7 separate regions of the Homo sapiens genome follow, and all the other regions are linked to region 7. Evidence: chromatin contacts called from ENCODE Hi-C or POLR2A ChIA-PET data. All regions are on one chromosome and are shown on one strand. Each heading gives the region's core, a stretch centred on a gene start or an enhancer-like site at or near the end of the contact. The rest is flanking DNA. Distances are from core to core; before and after follow the strand shown. Region 1 overlaps PALM2AKAP2 (PALM2 and AKAP2 fusion). Region 2 holds the start of SLC31A2 (solute carrier family 31 member 2). Region 3 holds the start of ALAD (aminolevulinate dehydratase). Region 4 holds the start of FKBP15 (FKBP prolyl isomerase family member 15). Region 5 holds the start of CDC26 (cell division cycle 26). Region 6 holds the start of ZFP37 (ZFP37 zinc finger protein). Region 7 holds the start of DNAJC25-GNG10 (DNAJC25-GNG10 readthrough).

Evidence for each region. Hi-C counts contacts between places; a loop is a spot of excess contacts on that map. ChIA-PET counts read pairs that join two places held with the same protein, here RNA polymerase II (POLR2A). Pooled maps may share reads with other maps.
Region 1: a loop to region 7 is called in a pooled map, with 5 times the contacts of the local background. The contact joins the enhancer-like site here to the promoter of DNAJC25-GNG10 in region 7. A Hi-C loop is called at or near these places in 4 of 50 pooled maps.
Region 2: a loop to region 7 is called in a map of B cell, with 35 times the contacts of the local background. The contact joins the promoter of SLC31A2 here to the promoter of DNAJC25-GNG10 in region 7. A Hi-C loop is called at or near these places in 1 of 168 maps with a recorded cell type or tissue (B cell), 2 of 37 single-sample maps with no recorded cell type and 11 of 50 pooled maps.
Region 3: a loop to region 7 is called in a map of B cell, with 8 times the contacts of the local background. The contact joins the promoter of ALAD here to the promoter of DNAJC25-GNG10 in region 7. A Hi-C loop is called at or near these places in 2 of 168 maps with a recorded cell type or tissue (B cell and CD8-positive, alpha-beta T cell), 2 of 37 single-sample maps with no recorded cell type and 8 of 50 pooled maps. POLR2A ChIA-PET finds 5 or more read pairs at or near these places in 1 of 52 experiments (CD4-positive, alpha-beta T cell).
Region 4: a loop to region 7 is called in a map of CD4-positive, alpha-beta T cell, with 5 times the contacts of the local background. The contact joins the promoter of FKBP15 here to the promoter of DNAJC25-GNG10 in region 7. A Hi-C loop is called at or near these places in 2 of 168 maps with a recorded cell type or tissue (CD4-positive, alpha-beta T cell and CD8-positive, alpha-beta T cell), 2 of 37 single-sample maps with no recorded cell type and 10 of 50 pooled maps.
Region 5: a loop to region 7 is called in a map of CD4-positive, alpha-beta T cell, with 10 times the contacts of the local background. The contact joins the promoter of CDC26 here to the promoter of DNAJC25-GNG10 in region 7. A Hi-C loop is called at or near these places in 3 of 168 maps with a recorded cell type or tissue (B cell, CD4-positive, alpha-beta T cell and CD8-positive, alpha-beta T cell), 1 of 37 single-sample maps with no recorded cell type and 11 of 50 pooled maps.
Region 6: a loop to region 7 is called in a map of ascending aorta, with 5 times the contacts of the local background. The contact joins the promoter of ZFP37 here to the promoter of DNAJC25-GNG10 in region 7. A Hi-C loop is called at or near these places in 1 of 168 maps with a recorded cell type or tissue (ascending aorta), 1 of 37 single-sample maps with no recorded cell type and 7 of 50 pooled maps.

The regions. Positions count from the first base shown.
Region 1 is chr9:109,970,290-109,973,971 of GRCh38, forward strand. The region is part of intron 6 of PALM2AKAP2 (PALM2 and AKAP2 fusion); the gene reads left to right. Among named protein-coding and RNA genes, the nearest start is that of PALM2AKAP2, 190 kb to the left of the region's middle. RefSeq lists an enhancer at 1,983-2,192. Within about 2 kb of position 2,027, at least 5 of the 41 ENCODE cell types and tissues checked have a DNase peak (open chromatin) inside an H3K27ac peak, as active enhancers do.
Region 2 is chr9:113,149,757-113,153,932 of GRCh38, forward strand. It overlaps SLC31A2 (solute carrier family 31 member 2), which reads left to right and starts at 1,251. Exons shown (of 4, transcript NM_001860.3): 1 at 1,251-1,324. The coding sequence starts at 1,319.
Region 3 is chr9:113,398,907-113,402,596 of GRCh38, forward strand. It overlaps ALAD (aminolevulinate dehydratase), which reads right to left and starts at 2,378. Exons shown (of 12, transcript NM_000031.6): 1 at 2,306-2,378. RefSeq lists an enhancer at 1,534-2,114 and silencers at 2,130-2,179, 2,330-2,689.
Region 4 is chr9:113,219,674-113,223,390 of GRCh38, forward strand. It overlaps FKBP15 (FKBP prolyl isomerase family member 15), which reads right to left and starts at 1,604. Exons shown (of 28, transcript NM_015258.2): 1 at 1,518-1,604. The coding sequence starts at 1,570. SLC31A1 (solute carrier family 31 member 1) reads left to right here and starts at 1,871. Exons shown (of 5, transcript NM_001859.4): 1 at 1,871-2,005. RefSeq lists enhancers at 1,403-1,532, 1,643-1,752, 2,593-2,782.
Region 5 is chr9:113,274,003-113,277,925 of GRCh38, forward strand. CDC26 (cell division cycle 26) reads right to left here and starts at 1,570. Exons shown (of 4, transcript NM_139286.4): 1 at 1,380-1,570. It overlaps PRPF4 (pre-mRNA splicing tri-snRNP complex factor PRPF4), which reads left to right and starts at 1,656. Exons shown (of 14, transcript NM_001244926.2): 1 at 1,656-1,768; 2 at 2,546-2,723. The coding sequence starts at 1,742. RefSeq lists enhancers at 681-1,536, 1,304-1,643.
Region 6 is chr9:113,054,344-113,058,568 of GRCh38, forward strand. It overlaps ZFP37 (ZFP37 zinc finger protein), which reads right to left and starts at 2,381. Exons shown (of 4, transcript NM_003408.3): 1 at 2,214-2,381. The coding sequence starts at 2,345. RefSeq lists an enhancer at 2,012-2,581.
Region 7 is chr9:111,629,264-111,633,426 of GRCh38, forward strand. DNAJC25-GNG10 (DNAJC25-GNG10 readthrough) reads left to right here and starts at 2,071. Exons shown (of 3, transcript NM_004125.4): 1 at 2,071-2,480. The coding sequence starts at 2,145. It overlaps DNAJC25 (DnaJ heat shock protein family (Hsp40) member C25), which reads left to right and starts at 2,071. Exons shown (of 4, transcript NM_001015882.3): 1 at 2,071-2,480. The coding sequence starts at 2,145. It overlaps LOC107987116 (a long non-coding RNA gene), which reads right to left and starts at 1,940. Exons shown (of 2, transcript XR_001746897.2): 1 at 1,777-1,940. RefSeq lists enhancers at 1,935-2,024, 2,755-2,804 and a silencer at 2,115-2,404.

The DNA.
Region 1 (3,682 bases), core at 777-3,276, 1.7 Mb before region 7:
TTATTAAGGGTTCTAAACATATTCTTTCCATTTCTGCACTCACTTGGTCACCGATCAGTAACCAACTGTGGAGGGACACGGATTGGTGGGCCACTCACTTTGAGGAGCGCTGCCTTAGAGCACTCAGGAGGGAGCAGTGAGTCCTTCTTCACCTCTAGAAATGTGGAGCTTAGTGAACTGTAGAATCTTCAAGGGGTTAGGGTAGAAGCTGGAAACAAGGACAGCCTTTACCTAGTGAGCCAAGAAACTAAAATCCAGCCTCCTCTTACAACTACTTACAATGCAAAAAGAATTACAGTGTAGGACTATGGAGCCTGCCTCTGGGGCAGGCTGCCTGGTGATACATTCAGCACTGCCACTTACTGCCTTGACCCAGGATGAGTTAATAGCTCACAGCCTCAGTTTACTCATCTGTCCAATTAGGATAGTAGTACTATCTCATAGGGTTTTTGTAAAGACTGAAGTTAATAAGTGCATAATCACATAGAGTTGCTCTTGGAAAATAGTAAGTGCCTGTGAATATTAAAAATTTCCTGGCCAGGTGCCGGGGCTCATGCCTGTAATCCCAGCACTTTGGGAGGCCAAGGCAGAAGAATTACTTGAGCCTAGGAGTTTTGAGACCAGCCTGGGCAACATAGGGAGACCCTGTGTCTACAAAAAAAATTTAAAAAATTATCTGGGCATGGTGGCATACACCTGTAGTCCCAGCTACTCAGGTGGATGAGGTGGGAGGATTGCTCAAGCCCAGGAGGCCGATCACACCACTACACTGCAGCCTGGGCAACAGAGCAAGACCCTGTCTCAAATAAAATAAAATAAAAGTTTCCTTAGAAAGAAAGCTTCAGGAGGTTAGGGATCTTTATTTCCTGATGTTTCCCAAATGCCTAGAACCATGCCTGGCACATAGCAGTGCTCAGTAAATATCAGTGAATGAATCCATCTCCTTATCCAATGCTGAACTTCAGGCTTCCATGTTTATCCCACTCTTAGTCCCTTTTTTTTTTTTTTTTTTTTTTTTTTTTTTTACAGAGAAAAGGGGTCTGTTTGCTCTTTGTGTTCTTTGTGTTCATAGTGTTTCCAAGCCCCAGGCCATTCAGAGCTTTTGTCTCCAGTGCCCCACACATTCAAGAAAGACTTGAATTGCCTCTCAGGTCTGAACCTGTTTTGTGCAGGGTGTCCAAGCTGGAGTGCAATGGACCGGTCTTGACTCACTGCAACCTCCCACTCCCGGCTTCAAGCGATTCTCCTGTCTCAGCCTCCCAAGTAGCTGAGATTACAGACGTTCGCCACCAAGCCTGGCTAATTTTTGTATTTTCAGTAGAGATAGGGTTTCACCATGTTGGTCAGGCTGATCTCGAACTCCTTACCTCAGGCAATCCGACTGCCTCAGCCTCCCAGAGTGCTGGGATTACAGGCGTGAGCCACCGCGCCCAGCCAAGATACATTGTTGCAGAGTGTAAAACCAGATCTTGTTGACCTGGCATTTAGACCTTCCAAAATCTGATTTCCACCTGTGTTTCTAGGCATGTGACCCACTGCACACTACACAGCCCCCACAGGGACCATTTCTCCTACCCTGAGCAAGCCATTCCTCCAAGACACACTTCTTTGCAACTCCTGCCCGTTGAAAGATTACTCATTCTACCAAGCCAGGCTTAAATGCTGCCTACTCTCTGAAGCTGTCTCTGATATTCCACCAGAGTTCGTCTCTCATCTGCACATCTACTAATTCTCTGTTCTCAACTCCTGTTCAGAAGACCTTGTAATCAAGTTCATTGTTTGCACATCTGTCCCTTTACTAAGGTGGAACTCCTTAAGGACAAGGGACCATATCTTCAGCAGCTCTGAATAGCATTGGTGCTTCATGCAGGGCCTTGCCTATAAATACAACTTCAACAGGTGGGAGTTGTTGGTGGGTTCCCACCTGCAAGCATAAGTCAGCAGGCTTCACAGTGAGTGGCCTAACATAGGTGTGGATCAGAAGGAAATGAAAGCTTCATTCTAGCTTCCCCAATACTACTTGTCTCTTACCATTCCGTTGTCTTGAGTATTCTTTGGGGAACCTGCTGATATAGGAGGAACAGTGGCTTCAATCTGAAGGACTGTGCCAGCTTAGGGTGAGTATGACTCAGTCTGGAAGCAGAAGCAGAAGGGAATATGGTTTTGTGGATGAACGTGGGAGACAGCATGGCATGAGGTTAGTGCTCTGAGGTCTGGTGCATCTGGCTTCCTGTCTAGGCTCTGCTGCTGACTGGCTGGATGACCTTTAGCGTATTCTTCATGCTTTGATGCCTGTTTCCCCATCAGTATACTATAGACAATGTTGGGACCTCCCCTAACCCCTGCCACTAGGGGCATAATGAAGAGGAAGCCAAGGGGTGTGCATATGACCCCACCACCAGTCTGCAGGGAATGCCACAAAGATGCTAGCCTTTGCAAATTCTGGTGCAGTGTTACGAGGAGACAAAGTTCACAAACATTACCTTGCCCCTGGGTACCACGTGACTTTTGTCTCCCTATATCTCCTGCACAATTGCAAGGATTAAACATGCTAATATGTATAACGGACTTAGCACCCTGCTCTCCAATAATGGCTTAATAATGCTCTGGTTTCTCTTCAGATCATATAAATCTTTCACCTTTTACCAATAATGGCTTAATACACCTTTTACCAATAATGGCTTAATACACATAAGCAAAAAGACTCAGTTAATATAGGCTATAAGTTGGAATCAATAATCCATGAAAGAAACCCTGGATAGGGTTTTTAGGACACAGGCACTGCTATACCCTAATAGAATGGATCAACTTTCATTCAGTTAAAAAAAAATCTACTTCTTTTTTATGCCACAAAGTGCCACCTTAAATTTATCTTAGTGATTGAATGTCATACCCAAAAGAATCAAAAGCACTGGAGCAGTTGATCTGGTAGAAACTTCAGCATGTGTTTGTTCATTCCACAAAGGTTTACTAAACCCTTGCTTTGTGACAGGCACTGTATACCAGTTGGCCTTCTCTCTACATTATGCTGTTGCAACAGGCAACCCCAGTAATGGTTTCTTTCTTGCTACTGGAGCTCTGTTCTAGGTGTCTTCATTCCTGGACCCAGGCTGCAGGATCAGCCCCTATATGGAACATGCCATTCTTATGACAGAGAGAAAGGGGTACTAGGAGAACCATATAGTGGCTCTTAAAGTCATGCTTGGATGTGGCACGTGTAGCTTATATTCCATTGGCCAAGGCAAGTCACATGGCCAAGCCTGGCACCAATGGGGTAGGGGAGTATCCTCCTCCCATAGAGCAGCACTGCAGATCTCTTGACAATGAGTGAGGATATATAATCCTCCCACAGGGAAGGCAGAAAGGATTTGGGGGCAATAATACTGTCTGCCACATGCTGTCATGAATGCTATCTAGTTTTAGTCTCTTGATAACTCTGTGAGGTAGGTATTATTATCCTCATTTTACAGAGTGGAAAATTGAGGTTTGGTGTGGCTAACCAACTTGCCCAAGATGTAGCCAGTAATAAGCACAGCTGCCTGAATCGAAGCCAGTACCAATGGTATATAGCCAGCCTTGGGCTTCTTGAGGACTCATTTTCATATAGATGTTGTCATTCAGTAAACATTGATAAAGCATCTACTATGTGCCTGGCGCTGTGCTGGGCATTGGAAACACAGTG
Region 2 (4,176 bases), core at 1-2,500, 1.5 Mb after region 7:
AGATGGCTCACGTCTGTAATCCCAGCATCCCAGCACTTTGGGAGGCCGAGGCGGGCAGATTACGAGGTCAGGATTTCAAGACCAGCCTGACCAATATGGTGAAACCCCGTCTCTACTAACAATACAAAAATTAACCAGGCATGGTGGTGCGCGCCTGTAGTCCCAGCTACTCGGGAGCCTGAGGCAGGAGAATTGCTTGAACACGGGAGATGGAGGTTGCAGTGAGCCAAGATCGCGCCACTGCACTACAGCCTGGGCGACAGAGCGAGACTCTGTTTCAAAGAAAAGAAAAAAAGCTGTGTGACCCTGAGGATTCTACCATTTACTGAACAAGCTCCCACTGCCAGGTTACATGATAATTTAACATGTATGTTTTCATTTAATCCCTATGACATAGATTTTATTATTATTTTCATTTTACTGACCAGAAAACTGAGGTTCAGAGATGTAAGCTATTTGCCTACGGTCCCAAAGCCAATAGTTGATGCGTATGGATGTGAACTGAGGTTAGCTCCAGGCTCAAGGTCTCTGCTAATACTGTCCTTAGTAAGGTTTCTCTGAAGAGCCTCTTTACTCATAGGCTGATTAGCAAAGGGTTCCTAAATATGCTTAAGAATCAATAACCATTAAAAATCCCTCACCCTACAAGAAACTCCCCATCAAAAAACTGGATCAGTGAAATGAACAGGCAATACACAGAAATGGAAGTACCCGTAAGAAAAATAGTTTACTACCCTAGTAATCAAAGAAAAACAAAATTACACGGGTGTATTCCTTTTGGCTTATCAGATTGGAAAATATTTTTCTAAAAAGAAAAATGTAATTATCTTGTAATGACTACACTAAAAATCTAGGGCATAATTGACTTAATTTACTCCAAATGTGTTGCTATTGCGTCCATAGCACGGACTTGCCCATTTCAACTCAATATATGTTACGCTTGGGGTAGTTTATTACAATGAGCAATAAACATTCTCATAATCGCCAAGACAAGCCAAGTGCAAAACAGGAAGGGCGAAGACAGAGGGCAGCAGGTGGTCCCTCTCGCTCGCGACTCCGGGAACGCCAAGCCTCAGCCCTTGGGAACCTGGGGCGAGGCGCCTGGGTCTCGGCCAGGGGGCGCGCCCGAGGACGCCGAAGTAGGGCGCGTGTGGGGACCACAACTCCCAGGCGCCCGCGCGCCGCCTCGCCCGGACCACGTGATCCGTGCGGCCAGGGTAGCTATCGCGGCGGCGGCGGCGGCGGCGGTTGAACTGACTCGGAGCGAGGAGACCCGAGCGAGCAGACGCGGCCCTGGCGCCCGCCCTGCGCACTCACCATGGCGGTAAGGGCCGGGCGCTACGGTGAAGAGGGTGGGCGGTTGGGGCGGGGTCTCCTGGAGCTGCCATCTCGGCACCCCGAATCCTCGCTGCCGCTGGCCCGGGGCTGGTGAAGGGTGTGTTGGCAGCATTGCCAACAGCTGGAACAGGGTTGGGGGACGCGGCAGGTATAGGTTGCGGTGGCTCTGTGGTTTTCCTCTTTATTTGTCCCTCCTGCTGGGAGGCAGTCCGGCTAGGCGAGCAGTTACCGAGCGCCCGCGGTGGCGCGGCTTGAGAGTGGGGGCGCGGTGGCTGAAGACAGCTGGGTCCGGGGCCCCCGGCCCCGGACCTCTGGCCGGCGCCCCAGGGCGGAGAGCAGCGCCTTGGGAGATTCCAGGAAGGCTTCCACGAAAGGGAAACCCCCGGCGCATTTCAGCCCGCAGCCCCGCGCGCACACCGAGCGCACATCCCCGGCCCTGCTCTTGTCAAGTTTGTAGCCTGATTCTTCGGGGAATAAAACAGAACCAGCTACTTTCCAGCTTCCCTACACTTTCAGTCAGAAAACAGCGTTTCAGACAAGCTGTTTTTCTTGGTAGGGTTCACCTGGGCTGGAGAGAACGACAGCTTGCAAGACTCGTTCGTCTTTGAAGAAGTCATATCATTTTCTTCATCCCATGAAGAATGTCATAGAATTTAAGATACAGGAAGCTCAGCCTGGGCAACATAGCTAGACCCCGTCTCTACAAAAATTAGCCACAAGTGGTGGCAGGCGCCTGTAATCCCAGCTACTCGGAGGCTGAGGCAGGATGAGGAGGATTGCTTGAGCCCAGAAGTTCCAGGCTGCAGTGAGCCATGACCTTCGGCCTGGGCAACAGAACAAGACGTCCTCAAACAAACAAAACAAAAAAAAAAAGATATAGGAAGTGTATGTAGGCCATTTAGTGAAATGATCAGCCGTCCTTTAAAAAGGGAAATAGATGGAAAGCACTTGCAAAAGTTCCCCAGCCAGTCAGCCTAGCAACTGGGACCTTCATCTCCTTCCCAACCCTTGTTTACAAATAAGGAAGCTTTTCTCAAAGTGTAAGTAACCCCAAATGAAGAAATATAGAAGAAAACAAGTTCCAGGGATTGCTCCCTCCTTCACCACAGCCCCACCCTGAAAAAAGCACAAATCAGTTAAACTTTCAGAGGCCAAGATTCATCCCAAGTAGGAAAACAAGATTGGGGCCCTGCCCCTTGCCTATCTGACCACAAAGCCCTTTAATTGAAAACTGTAGCCCAGATCGCTTCTCTCAAGTCAGGGTGTGCTGACTTCCATCTTTTCCTCTAGCAAAAAGGCAAAAGTAGAAAGGGTTGAGTGACAGGTGAGTCTTCGTCCCTCTGGGGCTTCGGACTCCGTGGGTGTTTCCAGCTCTGAACAAACCATACAGTTCATCTTCCCAGCTATCTCCTGCTTCTCTGGCTTCAGAACCATCCTAGCCAACTGCTCTCTGGCCAGGGCAGGTGTCTCTCAGGCGGCTTGGTCCCCAGCACCCCCAGGGAGCCTCCACTGTGCCTCCCTTTCTCTGACCTACAACCTGTTGTAATTATTTGCTCACTTAAATGTCCCCCCTCATAGACAGGTAGCTCCCTAAGGGCCAAAGACTTGTCCCATTCATCTCTGTATCGCCAGGGTCTGCACAGACCTAGCACAACAAAAAGAAATCTTTCAAATTACTCTTACTGTTCTGTGGGTGTTCAGGTCTATGGCAAAACATGTCTGGGCTGTTTTGGGCTCCTAAGATAACTGGCCCAGGCCCAAGGATGATAGAAGGAAACCAGTTATGGCAACTCCCTGACTGATTAATTAGCCACTAGGGACATTCCATTCATACCATCTGCTTTACCAAATGGACTCAGAGAAGGGGTGATGGGTGTCACCCCTACCTCTACCTGGCAGAGATGGTGCTAGAGGCTTCTGCTGAGGATGAGGCCATCTCCGGTGTAAATGGAGTTTCACAGTATTGTTTGTACCTGTTTGGTTTTGTATATCAATCTTGCGTAAACATTTTGCTGTGTCAAAATGTTTTTTTTTTTTTTGAAAGCCTAACAGGAGAGATCTCTGAGTAGTAAGACTCAAAATGATTTTTTACTTTCTTTTCGGTACTGTGTCAGCTTTTTACATTGAGCTAGTGCCATTGGGGGTGGGGGGTAAAAGCTATTCTTATTTTTAAACTCTTCAACATTTTTTAAAGTCTTCAACATGATCTTTATCATGTTGTGATGTGACCGCCTAGATTTCCATTTTGAAGCTCTCATATAATTTACTTGACCAGTCCCTACTGGTTGACAGGAGACCATCATGGTTCCTATGATTTCTCAAAGTGTGACCCCCAACAAACACCTGTCCTAGAAACACCTGTCCCAGAAACACCCAGTACACTAAGGTTTGAGAACCAGTACAGGCTTTCCAGAAAACTCTCTGGCTCTGGGTACCTGATTGCCGAGTGACCATGGGGAGATAAGTGGGCTTTTATGTACCTTCCTTGTTAAAGAGGTTAATAATAGTAGGCACCTGCGGAGATGTCACAGGGAGTGACACATAATAAATGGAAGGTGAACGTGGTACAGGCACATGCAGTCCCTCAGAAGACACAGAGCTGTGTGGCTGTTCTGTCCAATCAGATGCTTTCACATTTCTTTCTCTGTCCTGCAGCTCCACGGTCTCCAGTGAGCCCAGTCCCTGGGTAGGCGCAGGCAGGGGTTGGTGACACAAGTCAGACCCCTTTTGGCACTGAAAGGCATGTTAGCTGAGTGTAGGGAGTAGAACAGCCAGGTTAGTCCCAGGTCTCTACCAAACCCCAGGCTGCAGCGTCCAAATCTGAGAGATGCATAGATG
Region 3 (3,690 bases), core at 1,128-3,627, 1.8 Mb after region 7:
AAAGGCCCTTAGAGTTTGGGAGAATTTCACAGACTGGGAGGGCACTTCTCCCAAATCAAGCGAGCTTGCAAACCACAATTTAAATGCCTGTGACATTACCACACTGAAGACAGGAGCGAGCCGCCAGGAGGTCCAGCACCTCTGCCCAACCACATCAGACAGGTTAGCTTTGCTGGGACGCAGAGTATAGGGCGGTGCAGAAAGATCCATGTTTCAGGGTCAGACAGTCCCAGGTTTGGTCTATGCTCTGCTGTGTAATTTTGGGCAAAGTAATTGACCTTTCAGTGTTCATTTCATAATCTACAAAATAGGCATGATATCTCTAACTTGCAAGGCTGTGGAGATTATTGATAGGGATAAGGTAGGTGTCTGGCACCAAGTAGCTGCACAGTAAACATGTAGCTACTTTTATTACTATTAGGAGTGGGGCTGGGTTGGAACGAGATGTCCTGGCACAGCTCTGTGCCTTCTGCACCTCACCAGATGGGAATATGAGCTCAAACCCTTGTGGGCCACAGGGTTTTCCAAGATTTCTGAAGTGGAGTCCCTGCCTTCCAGCAGGTTATGTGGTGGAGGAAAAACAAAATAATCACCACCGGGCTGCCAGAGTAGAGGGGTGGACCAGGTGCTGTCAGAGGGACTGTGTCTCTGAGTCAAGGGTGGTTTCATGGAAGAGGGGACAGTGAAGGATAAGAAGTGTTTCAGATTTAATATGAAAGTATCTCCTCCCATGGAAGGCAACATCCCCAAACTGGGAGTAACTGAAGTTGGGCCCTGAGCACTGCTACCAGGAGGGGCTATGAGCTTCATGTGCCACCCCCCACCCCTGCAAGTTGTACTATGCTGAGGATTCCAGAGGCTGTGGGTCTTCGCACAGAGGCTTAGGACCTGCTGCCAGCCCTGGCAGGCTCTGCCACTGGCCAGGGAGGAGGCAGTCAGGAGAGCCAGCTAGATAGAAGGTGGCCAGAACTGAGAAATCCAAAGCCCCACAAAGGCCCAGGAGAGCAGCTGTCATGCAGTTCTGAAAAGAGATGAAGTGTTTATTCAGCCAACCCACATTTCTTGAATATCTACTATGGGCCTGCTGAAGTGCTAGACACAGGGATTAAAGAGAAGAATGAGACCCCAGCCTTGCCCTGGGGCTTTGAAGAGCCTGATCGCCTCTGGGGTTAGCCATTTAGACGTAGGAGAAGCTGCCATTCCCAGAATCCTAGAATATCTTGGCTAAGAGTCTTCTTAAAGTTTGCTGATTGTATCACTGAAACAAGGGTGAAACTGGGCTCAGAGAGGGGTAGACACAGGCCCAGGATCACGCAGTGGGTCAGCGGCAGATCTGGGGGAAGGTCTCCAGCAGCCCAGTCCTCAGTGCCCACCATGACACCTCCATACTTTAAGGATAGATATCAAATCTGTTTCCCAGCAGGTTGGGCTTGTGGAGAGCTTTGGGTGAGCCAGACTCTGGGCCTGGCTGCTGTTGGTAGCAGGATGGTTAAGTATGTGGGCTCTGGAGTCTGATAGATGTGGGTACAAATCCTAGTTCTGTAGCTTTCTAGTTGTGTGACCTCAGTTTCTTCGTTTAGTAAATGGGGACTAGAACCGACCTCAATGGGTTGTTGTAAGAAATGAATGGGTCAGGCCGGGCGTGGTGGCTCACGCCTGTAATCCCAGCACTTTGGGAGGCCGAGGTGGGCGAATCACCTGAGCTCGGGAGTTCGAGACTAGCCTGACCAACAGGGAGAAACCCCATCTCTACTAAAAATACAAAAATTAGCAGGCGTGGTGGCACACGCCTGTAATCCCAGCTAGTTGGCAGGCTGAGGCAGGAGAATCGCTTGAACCCGGGAGGCGGAGGTTGCAGTGAGCTGAGATCGCGCCATTGCACTCCAGCCTGGGCAACAAGAGCGAAACTCCGTCTCAAAAATAAATAAATAAATAAAATAAATGAATGGTCAATGCACGCAACGCTTAGTACAAAACGGCTGTTATTGTTTTCACCTCCCTACCCCCCCACCAACCACCACCCGCACCTCGGGTTCTGCATCGATGGAGTCTGCCCAGGCGGTATCCGAGAGGGTGAACCCCAGAGAAGAGGTGCGGAGCCCCGAACCCGGGCCCCCAACCTCGGCTGCAGCGGGATAATCCAGCCCAAACAAACGCTCCACGGGACTCCGTGCACGGCTGCACCGCCAGGGCTTCAGGCGCACAGCACAATCTGGGGACGCAGGACTCTTGGTGCCACAGTCCCCGCCTCGCCCTGGAGCCGCCCTCCAGGCCCGCTATCTCCCCGCATCCAGCCCCCGCTCACCTGCCTCCCTAAGGGCTCCCGGCCGCTGCTCCTGTCACCGCTGTCTCCCGCTCCGGTCTCCCACAGACCGCGTAAGAGCGGGGGGGGCTCACCCGGAAGCAGCTTCCCCACGGTCCGCCCCCTCCACAGTCCAGGCCACGCCCCCTGAAGGCGGTCTTCTGGGGGGCTCCTCCGCTCCAGCCGCGGCCCCGCCCACACGCAACGAGGCCTGGCCAATTGGGTGTGTCGAGGGCCTGGAGGGCCCGCCCGTCCCCGCTCCGGGCCCTGCGCTTGTGCAGCGAACTGCAGGAGGGAGGCCACGAGGGGGCGCAGGAACCGCTTGGGAGGGTCCCTGGGTGTGAGCCGGCCTCGGAGGCGGTTACAGCCCAGGTTTCACTTCACAGCATTCCTTTGCCCAGCCTAGGGCAAACTTGGCTCTGGTTAATGGCTTGGTGAAAGAATAATTGGATGTCAAAGCCGTTAAAACAGCACCATTATGCCTAACACAGTATTAGCTAAGTCCATTTTTGCGGACTAAGCTAAAGTTGTTGAGTTCAGCGCCAGGCTTCCAAGTTTTCAGAGAAAATTTGTACCAGCTTCATTTATTTCTCAGGGTACGGCAATGCTATGAGTTGAGAGATGTGATGTGAAAGACATGGGCGTTTAGGAAAACTCCAAGTCTTGATAGGGGCATCAGACCTATGATAGGTACAATGATAGATCCGATCAAAGGTCTTTATGGAGATTGGAGATGTGCAGAGGCAAGAGGGATCTGGTGAGGCTTATGGGGCCTGGGTAAACCAGTAGGATTGGATGAGTAAAATGGCGATCGGGCATCATCGCCCTAGCGAAGCAATGCCTTTCAGGTGGTTCTTCAGGGATTATTGAAAAGTTGACTTTCAAATGTAGAGGACACTAGTGGGTTACATTACACTTATTCTCAGATTTTATTTCTCAGCCCGGTTCGGTGGCTCACGCCTGTAATCCCAGCACTTTGGGAGGCCAAGGCGGGCGGATCTCTTGAGGTCAGGAGTTCAAGACCAGCCTGACCAACATGGTGAAACCCTGTCTCTACTAAAAATACAAAAAATTAGCCGGGCGTGGTGGCGGGCTCCTGTAATCCCAGCTACTCGGGAGGCTGAGGCAGGAGAATCGCTTGAACCCGGGAGGCGGAGGTTGTAATGGGCTGAGATCATGCCACTGCATTCCAGCCTGGGTGACAGAGGGAGACTCTGTCTCAAAAAAAAATTTTTTTTTAAATTTCTCAAAATCTGTACCCCAAACCTGTTGTATACTTTATATTTTAAATTTAAGGGGCCTAGCGGCGTAAGGCTAGGGAAATATGACACTGCTTAGTTTCCAGCTACTGGAGTTCTGATCTGTATTCAACAAGGAAGGGGATAGAA
Region 4 (3,717 bases), core at 354-2,853, 1.6 Mb after region 7:
TCTGGAAAAGAGCACATGGCTGTCATTACCTATCCCATAATTTTCAGTCAGCTTGGACTGATTGTTGCATGAAAATTGGGAGCCCTAACATTACAGACTTCTCCCAAATACTTTCACATAGTGAAGAATGCGAATTTAAAGTGGAATAGGGAAAAAAGGAACAAAAGCACAGCTTAACTGTAAAATAACTGAGAAACGGAAAGAACTCAAAGTGGAACTAAGTGAATGCAGGCCATCTAAAGACGGGGTAGGAAGGGAACAGAGTGGTGAGAGTGAAAAAGACTAAAAGGTAGGTAATATAGAGCTAGTCAGTGTAAATCAAAAATTCCTACTTAAGGACAAAAGAAGGCCAGTGTCATTTTATGGTCATTCATCTATTAACTCATTTGTTTATGTATTGTCTATGACTACTCTCACCCTACAAGGCAGAACTGAGTATTTGTGGTTGCAATAGAAACCACATGGCCCAACAGATCTGGAAGCAACTTAAGGGCAGGCACAGCAGTTTAATCATTTTTGTAACCTCTTAGCATTTAGCAGAATAAGGGGCATATGTGGTGCATTTGTCATTTTTCCAGTACATTCTTCAGCACGCACAAAATTTGTTAAGCATATGTTCAAAGAAAAGCTCTGCAATGATCAGAGCTTGGTAGCTCACAAGTTTGGAGGAAGTCAAGCTGTCCACTGGCACAACACAATGGAAAAGGCTAAACTGACTACTAAAAGAGACAAAACCCTTCCTCTCTTTAAAGATTTCTATTCCAGGCTGGTATATATTAATATAATGCTTGGGGAAACTGGAGAATGACAGAAGTCTGTTACGTTGGTTTTAAGCTTTAAGCTTTACAAAGTGCAATTTCGCAGCTATTATTCATTCAACAGCCACTTCCTGAGCACTCACTATGTGCTAGGTACCATGCTGCATGCTAGACAGAAATGAACACCATAAGCAGTCCCTGTCCGGTGAGGACTCATAATCTAATAGGTGCGGGGTATAAGAATAGAGGCAAACACACCTAGCTGCAGGAATAAGGAAGAGAAAGCAATTCATTCTGCCTGAGGTTGCAGAAGGAAAAGCATCCAAAACGTGACATCCGAGCTGGGCCTTGAAGAATGCTAGAGCTGACCCACCAAGGCCTGGTTCTAAAGTGTCTTCGCCTTCTCCATGGAGAAAAGAAGTCTCACATCAGCCCCAGCTGACTCCTATAAAAATTCTGAGGCAGGAAGTCTCATCAGCAATCATTCCCATTTCACCGGAGAAATTGTGACCCAGAATGCAAAAGGCAAACCCAGGGCTATCTTCCCGCCAAGAGAGATGCCGGGTCCCGAACCTCAGATCGGCAGGGTCAGCACAGTTGCAAGTTCTGCCCAGATTCTGAGAGGTGTAGAGCACCGGAATGTGGCAAGGGTCTCCCCCCGGAAGTTGGGAAAAGGCCTGAGAAGAGATCGACCCCCCTCCAACAATCCGCCGGTATCTCTCAGCCACGCCCTCCAGCGCATACTTCTCAGTCACTCACCCGCCGCTCGGCGAGAGGAAATCGGTGTCGTCCTCGTCCCCCGCACCGAACATTGCGTTGGCTTTCACCGGGTTGCGGGGAGGAAGCTGGGTATTCCCAGAGTCCCAGGGCCTGTCACCGCCGACGTCGTAAAATGCCGCGGCGGCGTGCTGCTTTCCGGCAGGGCGAACTCCAGCACGGTCTCTGGACCGAAAGTAGACTGGGCTCTGGAGAAGGTGGGGCAAAGGCAAATGAGAGGCTCGCGCGGGCACGAGCGCCGAGTGACGTCAGGCCTCTCCAGCCCGCAGCGGGGCGGAGCTTCACAGCCCCTTGCAGGGATTGGTCGGTAATGCTAGGGGGCGGGAGGGGGCGGGAAATCCTCGGCCTCGGTGGCGGTGGTGGACACGTCGAGCCGGGTAGAAGTGGAGGGGCCGTTCGAAGAGTCGTGAGGGGGTGACGGGTTAAGATTCGGAGAGAGAGGTGCTAGTGGCTGGACTTGACCTGGAAAGGTAAGGCTTCTCTCGGCCCCTCTTTCGCACCCCTGTGCATGGGTACCGTCCTTTTCCCAGCGGGACAAGGACCTTCCTCGCCGCTTTCCTCAGCTCCGCGGAAGGAGAAAGAGCTCGGGACTGGAGGGTTAAAGACTGGGGCTTCGGCCCGGCCCCTGCAGTGGCATAGCCAGAGTGACCTTGGGCCGGGGTGCTCGGTGCCTCAGTTTCCCCGTGTATGCAACCGGCCATTTGTCCAGTTCTTCCATGTGCCTGCTGGTCCAGAAGATTTTAGAGCTCAGAGGCCATGGATTTCAATCCCGGCCTCCTCGTAATCTCAGAATTTACAGATAGGGAGACGAAGGAACTAAGCACCCGGGTGACTAGTCCGAGGTCACAAAGAGTAAAGGGCAGACTGAGACTGGATTCCTCGTCCTTTGATTCAGGACATAGTGAGCTAGTGGGTGAACAAGAACCTTATCAGCCCTTAAGCACTGTGTGCCCTTACAGAGTGACTATTGAAAGACTGTAGCATACACCTCGAGGAAAGTCCCCTTTCTAGAGTCCACCTGTATTCTACGCGGATGAGGTGCAGAAGAGCTAAGATATTCTGGCGGTGGGTGATGGAAAGGAGGATACTTTGGAGGCAGACACATCCCCACCCCAACTTTGGCGTGGGTTTCCCTGGGTCTTCCTGCGACAGCCCTAAATCAACATCAATTGTGGCGGACTCCTCTGCCTCCAGTTTCCACCCTATCTGTATCTTACATAAGTATTTCTTTGGTTAACCTGGTATCATTCTCGAAACAATCCTGGGGTAGTCCTGGCTTAGACAAGGTGTGGCTAAGGAGATAGTGTCCCAGCGTAGCGTCCACAGACTCACTGGAGTTCTTGGGCTTCCCCTCACAGTCAGGTTGGTACTACAGGTGTCCCTTACGTGAATGTTTCAATCTGTCAGTATGAAATTGAAATGAAATGATTGGTAGCTCCCTCCCAGAGAACTTTGCACCTCCTGGCAAAGATGTTAAAGCAGCGAAGGCTCACAGTTGGAATGATGCAACTGGAATCTAAGCACTAGAACCGGAACTGGAACTAGAATCTAAGGACTAGCACTAGAACTGTTGCAGTAGCTCTGTTTAGTGTGTGAACTTGGCTACCTCTTGGAGGTGTTGGGGGAGTAACTGGATTAAGTACCATGGCACTTTCTAATCCCTCTCCCCAACACCGGTCACTGTGATTGCAGCACTGAAACATCTAAATGTTTAACAGAAAGAGCTTGCTAGCCCCTGGCTTACATTATCTATGGTATTTTTAACATGGAATGAATACTTAAAGTCACTTGCAAAGCAGTCTCACTGCAGAATCTTTCTAGGTGTTTATGACATGTCCTTCCAGCCTTTTCTTTAAAAAAAAAAAATGGCCAAGGGAATATTTGAACTCTTATCTTGTATTCTTGGGTGGAGCTGATTTTATCCTGGATGTTTAAGTAGCTTTTGTAGGTACTCAGGAATCCTAAAATCAATAGCCTTTTTGGTGATTGGAACATCACGAACATGCATACGCAGATTATCACTGTAGAAACACAGCTGCTGATTCTCATTAGCAGTATGAGGAGGAGGAAGATGATGGTGAGTCTTGCCAGGCTTTGAACTGCAGGACTGGGTGCACCTAAAAAAAAAAAAAAAGAAAGCCACTGTCTTCCTAAATTCGTGTATCTTCAGATTGGTAATACT
Region 5 (3,923 bases), core at 320-2,819, 1.6 Mb after region 7:
AGTGTATCTATAAAAACAGTCAGTAAATGTTTGTTGACTAGAAGGTGAGATCATTCTTGAGCACCGTGCTGTTTTTCCATTCCCATTCTTTACATTCTTATTTTAACACAAAAACCCTGTGAAGTTGACAAAATGATTCCTATTTCACACATAAAGAAGTCATCGAAGCAAGCTGTTCAGTTTGGTTAATAATTTTAGCCTCCTATAAAAATTATAAAGGTCAACATGATAAGCATTAAGTGAAAATGATGGAAGTGAAAACTCCTTGAAAGTATGTACAGATACAAATTATTACACGTATCTAGGATGAAACTAAGGACTGTGAAGTATACAAAGGAAGAAATAGTTCCTTCTCCCATGAAGCTTAGGATACTACAGGTGATATTATCAACACAAAACACTGGCACATTACATTTCAAATTCCTTTGTACTAAATCAGGCATTATCTTCTACCAGATTCCAATGCAGACAAATGGTAGAGAAAGCCAAAGTTCCAAAGAGGGAAAGAGAGGGATAGGGATACCTAAAAGGGGGAAAAAAAAATCTATACATTTTACCTTTTCTGCAAACTGCAAAAAACTGGCCACTAGGGAGCAGTATAGATTAACAGTTAAAAGTGCTGGCTGTAGAGGTTAAAGGGCACAGGTTTTAATCCCACTACACCACCGATCCTGAACAATTCGTTTCATTTCTCACTAGACCTTAGTTCCCTCATCTGTATCCTACTCTGCTGTTGTAGGAAGTCAATAACGTAATACAGAGTAAGCTCTTGGAATATTATTTGGCATTTAATAAATGTTCAATAAATAACATCTATTATTGCTGTAATTGTTCTAGGGGGTTGCATGAGGATCTGGCCAGCTAGGGAAACGTCAATATTTTGAGGATCTCCCACCGCCCATGTGGGGATAAAAACCTTATCCTGTTCGTCTCTAATGCCCCAGCATCCAGCAGGGCAGAGAGACGTACAGAGTTACCTGACACCTTCCTATCCATCATCTTACTCTCAATCTGATACAAAGACCAGGCTGAAGACAAATCAACAAAATCAGGCCGAAGCTCCTCCGCCGGGTCTTTATTTGACTTTGGCACTAGCGGGCTCTTCTAGCTTAATCTCCCGCCGCAGCCCAAATCCACCGCCGAGCCATCAAGCTCAGAGGGGGAGCCTGGGAAGACTTCCGGACCATGGAGGAGAACAGTCCTCGTCCCCTAGCTCCAGGCCTGTACCTCGGAGCCCAGGCAAGGGTTTCTATGGTAACATGGTCCTCGGCTCCAAGAAGACGTAAACGCCCCCGTACGCCCGGGGGGCACAGCGGACCCCGGAAGCCCTTGACTCGCTCCAGAGTTCAGCCCCGAGCCGCGCGAGTCGACTCACCTACCTCTTTTCAAGCCGGCCTAGCCCCTTCCCGGAACCTCGGCTCCCCCCCAACGAAACTACTGCTAAGCCAACTGGACTACACTTCCCAGACTGCTTGGAGCCTCTCTCTCCGCAGAACCTCGTCTTCCGCGAGCTTTTCCTGGAGGTTCTAGGAGGGATGCCCCTCAATGCCACGACGCCATTTCCTACTACGACTTCCATCATGCTCCGCGCCGCTCCGGGGGCGGTGACCCCTCTTGGCCCACGTCTTGTCAGTGACGCACTTCCTGTCAGTGACGCACTTCCCCTCTGCTGGGCGCGCGGTGGACGGTCTGAAAGGGAGTGTTCGGGTTTCGCTGGGGCCTCGCGGCTCCAGAGCCCAGCATGGCTTCCTCGCGAGCCTCTTCCACGGTACAGAGCCCGGGATCCCAGCTCACTCTGGCAGGGAGCGCTAAGGGGGAAGGGGATCTCTGCGGGAAGGGGCCGTTAAGGAGCGGGAGAAGGCGGTGGAGGGCTGAGGAGGAAGGCTGCGGGACTCAGCGGTGTCCTACACAGCGGACCACCGTTTTCCTGATCCCTAAGCGCTTTCGTGGACTGTAGCTTATTTGCACCTCTCCCACTACAGCCCCAAAGGGCAAGCATCTCTTCCGACTCATCCAGTAACGGTGCTCTGAAATAGGGAAGTGTCTTGGCCAAGGTTTATGCCTTTGGCAGATCTCAGAATTTTAATGAGACCTACTAACTCCTACTACCTCACGTCTAGGAACGTTTGAAATGTATACACTTGTAATGTTGTAACTTGTTATCCTTTAGCACCGCGTTGGTTATTTCATCTATCCTTAGTATTTCCCCAGTGATAAGCAGTAATCCGGGAAGCATAAAACACGAGATTGAACACTTCCAACGGAATGAAGTAAACAGATTTCAGAGCAAACCTTTCATAGGAAAATACCCGAGAGAACCTCACTAGTTTTATTAATCCCATCAACCAAAGTGAGGGACTGAAACACCCTCACCCTACCTTCACCTCCTCAAATCAATGAAGAGCGTCTTAAGTAGTGTCCAATTTGTCCTTTCAATTACAGAGGAAACAGGACTGTGAAACTCAGGGTGAGCTTCATCCTCTGGTGAAGTCCGGTAAATTGCCAAGATTAAACCTTAGTTTAATGCAGATCTTTGATTTAGCAGGCAACCAAAACTAAAGCACCCGACGACTTAGTTGCTCCGGTCGTGAAGAAACCACACATCTATTATGGAAGTTTGGAAGAGAAGGAGAGGGAGCGTCTGGCCAAAGGAGAGTCTGGGATTTTGGGGAAAGACGGACTTAAAGCAGGGATCGAAGCTGGAAATATTAATATAACCTCTGGTAAGATGCAAATTGTGAGCCCATCTTTACCTCTTTGTGTAATGAATACCTTTCTAAACTTAAATACCACAGTTTTATAATGTCAAAAAATTACAATTTTTTTTTTTTTAAACAGAGTCTCGCTCTGTCGCCAGGCTGGAGTGCAGTGGTGCGATCTTGGCTCACTGCAACCTCCGCCTCCCGGGTTCAAGCAGTTCTCCTGCTTCAGCCTCCCGAGTAGCTGGGATTACAGGCGCACACCACCACGCCCGGCTAATTTTTGTATATTTAGTAGATATGGGGTTTCACCATGTTGGTCTGGCTGGTCTCAAACTCCTGACCTTGTGATCCGCCCGCCTCGTCCTCCTAAAGTGCTGGGATTACAGGTGTGAGCCACTGTGCCCGGCAGAATTTCAATTCTTAAACTTGCAGCTATAAGGCTGTATTTTGCCTACCCCCTTATTATCATGCAGAGAGCCTTTTTCTTACAATCTGTTATATAGTTTTTCTTCTATGAGTGAGCAGTCTTATCAAAAATTCAGTGTACATTTGGATTCAGATTGATTCCATTTGTCTTCTGGAGATCTAACATAGTTCTGGCATTGGTTTGCAGCTAGAGTGGTTCATGATATTCTCCCTTTTGAAGTTTTGTAATTATTTTTTACCCAAAGTGAAATCTTTTTGTGTGTGTGTGTGTGTGTGACAGGGTCTCACTCTCTTGCCCAGGCTGGAATGCAGTGGCGTAACCTTGGCTCACTGCAACCTCTGCCTTTTGTGTTCAAGGGATTCTCCTGCCTCAGCCTCCCGATTAGCTGAGATTACAGGTGCCCGCCACCACACCCAGCTAATTTTTGTATTTTTAGTAGAGACTGGGTTTCACCATGTTGCCCAGGCTGGTCTCCAACTCCTGACCTCAAATGATCCGCCCACCTCGGCCTCCCAAAGTGCTGGGATTACAGGCGTGAGCCACTGCACCTGACTGAGCTATCTTTTTTTATTATAAAAGTAATAGTGGCCAAGCCTGGTGGCTCACACCTGTAATCCCAGCACTTTGGGAGGCTGAGAAGCGGGAGTCTGGCTTGAGCCCAGGAATCCAAGACCAGCCTGGGCAAATAGTGATACCCCATCTCTACAAAAAGTAGAAAATTAGCTGGGCATGGTGACACGTGCCTGTATTCCCAGCTAATTGGGGTTCTGAGGTGGGGGTTCAAGGCTGCAGTG
Region 6 (4,225 bases), core at 1,131-3,630, 1.4 Mb after region 7:
TTAAATGTCAGAGTGACCCAGCCCTCTGTCCCTGGCTCTCTTCTCTTCCCTATCTGTCTTCTCTTCCTAGGTGACCCGAGCCAATCTTAAGGCTTTAAATACCATCTTTATTGTGATGCATTTCAAAAATGGTTCCCTAGCTCACCCCTTTCCTAAGTTCCAGATTCATATATATAGTGGCTACCCAATATCTCTAGGTAGATGTGCAATGAGCATTTTGACACGGCCAAAATAGAGCCACTGACATCACCCCAGATCCCATTTCCATCCACCAAATCTAGTCTTTTCCACCATAACCCTTTCCATTCAGAAAATAGAATCACCATCCATCCGGTTCTTCAGGTTAAAAGTCTAGATGTAAATCTCGATTCTTCTCTTTCCTCATACTCCATATATCAATACATTAGTAAGTTCTATTGCTTATCTCCAGATGTATTCTGAATTTGATTTCATTTTGCTGCTACAACTCTATTCTAAATCACCATAATCTCTTGTCTTTGACTATTGCAAAAAGTTCCTAACTGACCTCCCTATATCTACCTACTCTTGCCCCTCTGCAGTCCGTCTTCCATGAGGTAGCCATGGTGATCTTTTCAAGGTGTCAGTCAGAACAGATCATTCCCCTGCTTAAACTCAATGGCTTCTCACTGCATCTAGAATAAAATCCAAATCCTTACACTAGCCAATAAAATCCTACATTATCTGATACCTTCCTACCACTATGATTCACAGCTTTCTACTTTCCCTCTGACTGTGCTCCAACAGCACTAATCTTCCTTCTCTTTTTTAAGCACACCAAGTTTACTCCTACCCCAGGTCCTTTGCAGTTGATGTTTATTTCTTCCTGAAACACTCTTTCTTCAGATCTCTGCATGGCTGCCTCCTTGTGATGATTTATGCCTCAACCCAACTGTCATTTGCTAAGGAAAGCTTTCCATGACTAACCTGGCTAAAGTCATGCACTCCCTACCCTCAATCACTCTGTACCACACCATCCTCTTTTACTTACTTCAGCACTTATTAGTGTCTGGAATAATTTTATTTGTTTATATTTTATGATATCTTTCATATTTCTATAATGTAAGTCATTGAGGGAGGGATTCTGGTTTTGTTTCCTGGTGTGTCTCCAGCATTTAAAACATTCCCTGGTTTTGAGGACAAAGCAGGGACTGCAAAACAACAACACCAAACAAATAAAATAAAAAATACCCCCTGGCATAAAATAAATGCTCATCTTACAGACTGTTCCTACTGTTCCTGCAAGTTTTCAATCACTGACACCCAAATACTCCCCAATCACTAACCTTCACAAACTTCTCCCAATTATGGATCTCTGCAAGTTCCCAACTATCACTCTCCACAGAACAATCATTAACCTCCACAGATCTCCAATCACTGACCACCAAAGAACCCTCAATCATTAAATGCAGCAATCCCCTCAAACTCCTGACCCCCTTAGACTTCTAGTCACAGAATCATAGAGGATCTTCAATCATTAATTCCTACTAATCACCTCATTACTCAAAGCACAGTTATTACTGCTAGACACCACCTAATTATTGACCTGCATACATCCCCAATTACCTTTTCTCCCCAGATGACATACAAATCATCTACCATCCCCAGAGACACCTCAACATTGACTCCCCAAACTCCAACAGTCATATTCCCCCCTCACTGGCCCCCCGATTCCTCCATTACCCACTGACCCTCAAAGATACTGCTAATCAAACTTCCACAGACATCACCGTCACTGACTCCCAAGCCCCAATCTCTGATGCTCCCAGATGCTCCCAATCACTGAATTTCCCAAATCCTAACACTGACCCTCTTTGATAACCCAGGCTCTAACCACCACAGGCACCCATAATCGCTGGCTCCCATAGACATCCCAAACCGCCAACCCCCACGGTCCTTCCCTATCTCTGACACATCACAAAGCCTCCATTTCTGATCTCCTTCCAAACTCCGACACTCGGTGACTGCCACAGACGCCTCCCCATCATTGTCTCTGCAGATCCCTCCTAATACTGATATCCTAAAGCCAAATCATTAACCCCACAGATAACTCAGAACACCGACCTCCCAAAAGACCATCTAGCATCGATTCCACCAATTCCCAAATCACCTATCGTCACAGACTACTCCAATCACTGCCCCGCAAGTACACCATCTCTGACCGCCAAAACACCCTGTCTCATCACAGCTCTCACCGCGGCGCTGGCCTCGGGCTCGGACACAGCCATCTCCAGTGGTCGCCCGGCCTCTTTGGTCGTTTCCGCACTTCTCCTCCGGTCCACGGTCTCTGGCTTTGTCAGAATCTGGACGCCGCTGGAGACCGACATGGCGGCTACCCGGAGGGCGGCCTTAGCGGGTCCGGCAGCCGCGATGGCGGCGCCCTTCGGTAATAGCGCACGGGCGCGGCCATCTTGGCAAACACTCAGCCGTACAGCGGAAGTGCGGGGACTTCTGGGACAATTAGATCGGGAGGTGGAAGCTGGCGAGGGCGTTACTTGCAGGATGCAGGAGTGATGCGATCAGAGCCAGCCGGAACCGAGTTCCGTTACGCACTACAGGACTGACCTGGGCCTGACAACCCACTGCCGGAGTTCGGATCGCATCACTGCCGGAAGATATTTTACAGAATTTGGAATTGCTTTTCCGAATACATGTCAGTGCGGCCAGCGGCTAGAAGTCCGGGAATCACAACGCTTAGTGCGGACTTTAGAAAGGCAGGATGCGAGAAATTGGAAGCATAACGGAGAAAAGCCTGATCGAACAAATAACATTATTTTATAGGGAGAGGACGTTAATCTTTGAGATATACGATAAATCTTTTCATATATAGTATAAGAACAATAAGAAAAACTGAAACAGAAACTTAAGTAAACACACCACTCCTCCGTGAGAGCCCGGGTTTGGTGAAGATATTTCACCAGAATAATCAAGCACTTGGAGAAATAATTCCTTAATGCGCCATTTCATGCATTAATTGCATTCATTGAATATGTGCAGGTTAGGTGCTGCGCTATGCAAGGTACTGGAAAAAGAGTGGAGAGGGGTAGGGATGATGTAAGTCCAGAGTCCAAAGGCCAGAAAACCAGGGTCTCCAATGTCAAAAGGCAGAAGATGAATGTCCCAGCTCAAGAAAAAAGAAAAGGTGGGAGGGAAGTGGGGATACTTAACGGGTTTTTAAAAAAAAAGAAAAGAAAGAAGGAATAAGACCTAGTATTTGATAGCACTACAGGTGTATATATCCAATAATAATTTAGTTGTACATTTCGAAATAACAAAGTATAAATGGATTGTAACACAGAAGATAAATGCTTGAGGGGATAGATACCCCATTTTCCATGATGTGATTATTGCACTGTGCATGCCTGTATCAAACTACTTCATGTACCCCATAAATATACTCACCTACTATGTACCCACAAAAGTTAAAGATTAAAAAAAAATAGAAAAGAGGATTCACCCTTCCTTTTCCTTTTTGTCCTTTCAGGCCCTCAGTGGATTAGGTGGTGGCCACCCACATTGGTGGGGGCTTTTTTATTCAGTTTGCTAATTCAAATGCTAATCTTTTCCCAGAAACACACTAACAAACCCAGAAACAATGTTTCACCAGTTTTCTGGGCATCCTTTAGCCCAGTCAAGTTGACCGATAAAATTAACCATCACCCTAACCATGATATACACAGACTTCCAGGTTACAGAATCTGTGAGATAATAGGTTTGTGATACTTTAATCCACTAAAGCTGGTGATAATTTGTTATCCAGCAATACTAAACTAAGGACTCAGTGAAGACTGAAAAATAATTGATGGCTTGAAATTACTCTTCACCTACTTAAGACACGGCCCCCTACACTGTGTTCCTGACAGAGTATTCTTTGAGCGTCACCTTTGTACGGATAGGCAATTGCTTTGTTTCTGCCTCAGATATGGTCCTGACTTTAATTGTTCCTGATATTAGAGTCGTAAAAAGGTACAATATTTTTTTCAATACCTCTCCTTTCCTTTCTTCCTCACAAATCAGAAAGAGGGGCAGTTCAGTTTCTCAAGGATTTTCTTGAAACCAACATATATATACATAATATATACATATATATACATATACACATATATACACATGTATACATATATACACATATATACATATATACATATATACACATATATACATATATACACATATATACACACATATATATACATATATACACACA
Region 7 (4,163 bases), core at 821-3,320:
TTTAGTAGAGATGGGGTTTCACCATGTTGGCTAGGCTGGTCTTGAACTCCTGACCTCAGATGATCCACCCACTTCGGCCTCCCAAAGTGCTGGGATTACAGGCTACTTGGACTCATAACTGTCTCCTAATGGTCTTCCTGATACATCCCAACTCATTTTCCCAGGCAGAGTAATGGTTCTGAAATGTCAATCCGAAGGTGTCACTTTTTGCTCAAAGACCCCATATTGGCCTTTCCATTGCTCTTAAGATAAGGAACAACTTCTTTGACATGGGATAAAATGACCCTTTGCAACTTGGCTTTCTCCAGTTTCATCTCCTACACTCCTTACCTCTACTCCTAGTCATATAGGTTGTCTTTCATTTTTTGAAAAGCTTTATTATTATTTTTTTCTTGCCCATGGCTCGTTTCTCTTCTTGGTACTTATTTCACACTCCCTTGTCCCCAAACTCCTCTCTAATTCACATCCTTCAAGCCATTCTCTATTCGTCCTCCAAAGTCAGTTTAGCTGTCAGCTCCTACTGGAATTGATGCTTGTAATTGATCCCGATCCTAATAATTTCAGGAGACCCTCCCATGTGTTTCCATTCATTTTATCTTTCTCATTATATATATATATAAGCATATATATAAGCCATATATAAGCATATATAAACATATATGAGATACAAATGTAAATAAGCATATATGATACACAAAATTGTTATTATATATATAACTTTTGTATCTCATTACATATACATGTATCTCTCTCATTACATATATAACTGTATATGTTGCTATATAGTCCCATGCAATATTTAGTGGGCTGAGGTGAAAAATAGACACATATATGTTATATATGTAATGACAGAGACATATATGTGTAATGAGATTATATATATTATATATGTAATGAGGGAGATATATGTAATGAGAGATATATATTTATTCAATGAGAAATACAAAATTATAATGTATATTCATTATGTATTATAAGTATATAATGCTATGTATCAGTATTTGATTTCACTTTATTAAAAGAGTTGATTATATCTGAACGTTTATTTATTTGTTACTGACTGTCATCCTCCATCAGAATATATGCTCTCTGAAGTTGAGCTTCTTGTTTACTTTGCTCACCACTGTATCCCCAGTGCCTAAGTAACAGTGCCCGGCTCAGAGTAGAGACTCAATAAACATTTACCAGATGAATGATAGAAACAGATTTTTTGAGGCAAAGTTTTTCATGTTGCCATATAGTCCCATGCAATATTTTGGACATACTTATACTAAAAAATTATTATCTGAAATTCAAATGTAGGCCGGGCACGGTGGCTCACGCCTGTAATCCTAGCATTTTGGAAGGATCGCTTGATCCTTCCAGCAGGTTGTCCCGGGAACGCGCAGCCCAAGGTGGACGCACAGACCCGCGTACAGAGATTTTTTATTGTCATGACTGGGGGTGGTGGCACTACTGGCATTTAGTGTGGAGAGGCCAGATATGCTGCTAAACATCTTACAATGCAAAGGGCAGCCCCTCAAAGGCAAAGAATTATCTGGTCTAAAATGTCAATAGCGTGGAGGCTGAGAAAAACTGAACTAGATGGCTATGAACTTTCAGGGTCCCTACCTAGTACACAGGCAGCGCCTAGAATTGCTAAGTTCATCTTCCGTTTGGAAAGGCAGCATGGGGTTAGTGAGAGGAAGGCGCCCGGGGCTGGTGGCTGGCTTTAAAGGCCTACGTGCAAATCTTCTTGACGCTGATAACGGGATGCGAGAGAGCCAGGTAGGTTACCTATTGCAGCAGGTCAAGTGATGATGTCGAAAAGGATGCGTGTGCCGGACACTGTGGAAGGTAAAGCGCTCCGCACAGCCCGCCTAAGTGCGCCCGGGACAGAGCCATCCCCCAGGTGCTACCAAACAAATCCTCCAGCTGCTGGTACGGGGAAGGTGTTCAGTGACACACCGGAAGCAGCCTAGTGGCTGAGGCGTCCTTCTCCCTACCAACGGGTTGCGAAGGAAGTAGTTGCTGTAGCCGCGCCCTGTGCGCCTGCGCGGAGGCGTCGGCTGCTGACGTGTAGCTGGGGCCAGACGGGACTAGCCGGGCGCGCGGCTGAGTGCTGCAGAATCGCTGGGGTGGCAGAGCCGCCAGCGAGGCTGGGGATGGGGGCGCCGCTGCTCTCTCCCGGCTGGGGAGCCGGGGCTGCCGGCCGGCGCTGGTGGATGCTGCTGGCGCCCCTGCTGCCGGCGCTGCTGCTGGTGCGGCCCGCGGGGGCCCTGGTGGAGGGGCTCTACTGCGGCACGCGGGACTGCTACGAGGTGCTGGGCGTGAGCCGCTCGGCGGGCAAGGCGGAGATCGCGCGGGCCTACCGCCAGCTGGCCCGGCGCTACCACCCTGACCGCTACCGGCCCCAGCCCGGAGACGAGGGCCCCGGGCGGACGCCGCAGAGCGCCGAGGAGGCTTTCCTGCTGGTGGCAACCGCCTACGAGACACTCAAGGTGAGGCCTGCGGGCGTGGAGGGGCTTCGAAGACTGGCCGCGGGAAGCCCACGGCGCCTTCCGACCCCGGTCCGCGGAGCGTGGGCCTCTGTGACCCCGAAACTGAGCACAGCCACCACCGCGACCTTTAAGATACTCACGTTTCCCACGTGGCCCTGTGAAAGAGCCGAGTCGGCCCCACGGGGCCTTGGGGGGCACAGCTAGCCTCCTTGCCCTCTTCCTTTTTGTGACATTGTTATGCAAAACTTTGGCCATCTTACGATTTCGTGAAAATATTTTAATAACGTGCATTTCACATTCGAAAAGCAGGGTGATCATTATTAGTAGGATCTGGGGTAGCCCACAACAGGGAAAGTCTCGAATATCAAGTGACAACTGTGATCGCATCAGTTTGATATGACAGAAAATTGGTTTCTGGAAATAGTGTTAATGGTGACGCTTAGTTTGGGTTTAAGGAACTAAGAAAACACTGAGAAGAACAATGAACACCAGTCAAAAGGCTGGATGTGAGTCTTTGCTGTGACACCCCTGTATGACCTTGGATAGTGACTTATTATGTTGAAATAGCTGTTTCTTCATATGCAAAATTAAGGCCATGATACCTCCTCTCAGAGTTATTATGGGGATTAAATGATAAGTGTGCGAACCGCCCCCCTTTCCATAGGATCCATAAATAGGTGCTTAATGACTTGGGTACAAAACTCTGAGAATTTCTAGTAGGAAATATTTTGTGAATATGTATTTGTATTTCATTTGACAGGTTTTATTGAGTCTTGTGGGGATGAGAGATTTAGCCCGATGCTGTTTTCTTCTACTACTGCAAAAAATCAAACCATCTAGGACATCACGAAGTATAAATCGTACTTGATGGTGGTATTACTGCTTGAAGGGCCCCATCATACTAATGCGTCAGCGATTGTAGTTGTAAAGTATTTCTTTTCTAGCCTTTTTTTTTTTTTCCCGAGGCAAAATTTTCTATGTTGCCAGGTAGCCTGCTTTTAATGATTGTACTTTGAGTGGATATAATTTTACCTTGGATTGTTCCTCCAGATTGTTTTTCCAGAGCTGAAAATAGTCAAGGAGCTAACAACTTTATTGATGCCTTCCAGAGCAGTTTGGATAATTTGGAGTCATAAAATGAGTGGTGGAGGGGCGGGCCCTGAACTAGGTAAACTAGGTGAATTGAACTAGGTAAAATTTAATTTACCTAGTTCATTAAATTCTCACTAGCGTTAGTGAGATTGTAATTTTTATTGGCAGTTAACTGAGGGATGGCTGGGGAACTGGGAAAGTGCTGAGGCCCCAAAGGGCTTTGTTGCCGATTATGTAAAAAGTGATGGAAAAAAGACTCCAGAAAAAATAGGAAAGAACTCTCCATCCAAGGCACTTCAGCATATGAAGCTCCAACCTCTGTTCCTTGTAGTCAGCCAGAAGCCCTGCTGGTGCGTGAGGGAGCCCTGGACCAGTGTGTGAAATCATAATGGGATTTACTAGGGATAGTAAAATTGATAGGATTAGGGATGTTAATCATGTTAATTTGTTTCAGGCGCGAGATGGTAATAAGGTTGTGGTGCTTGAATTTAGGTTGAGTGTCAGGAATGCAGTAGTTGTTAGGATGATATAGATAATTAGGTTAAAGATAGTGATATTTGGATTGTATATCAGTTATCCCATTATGATTTC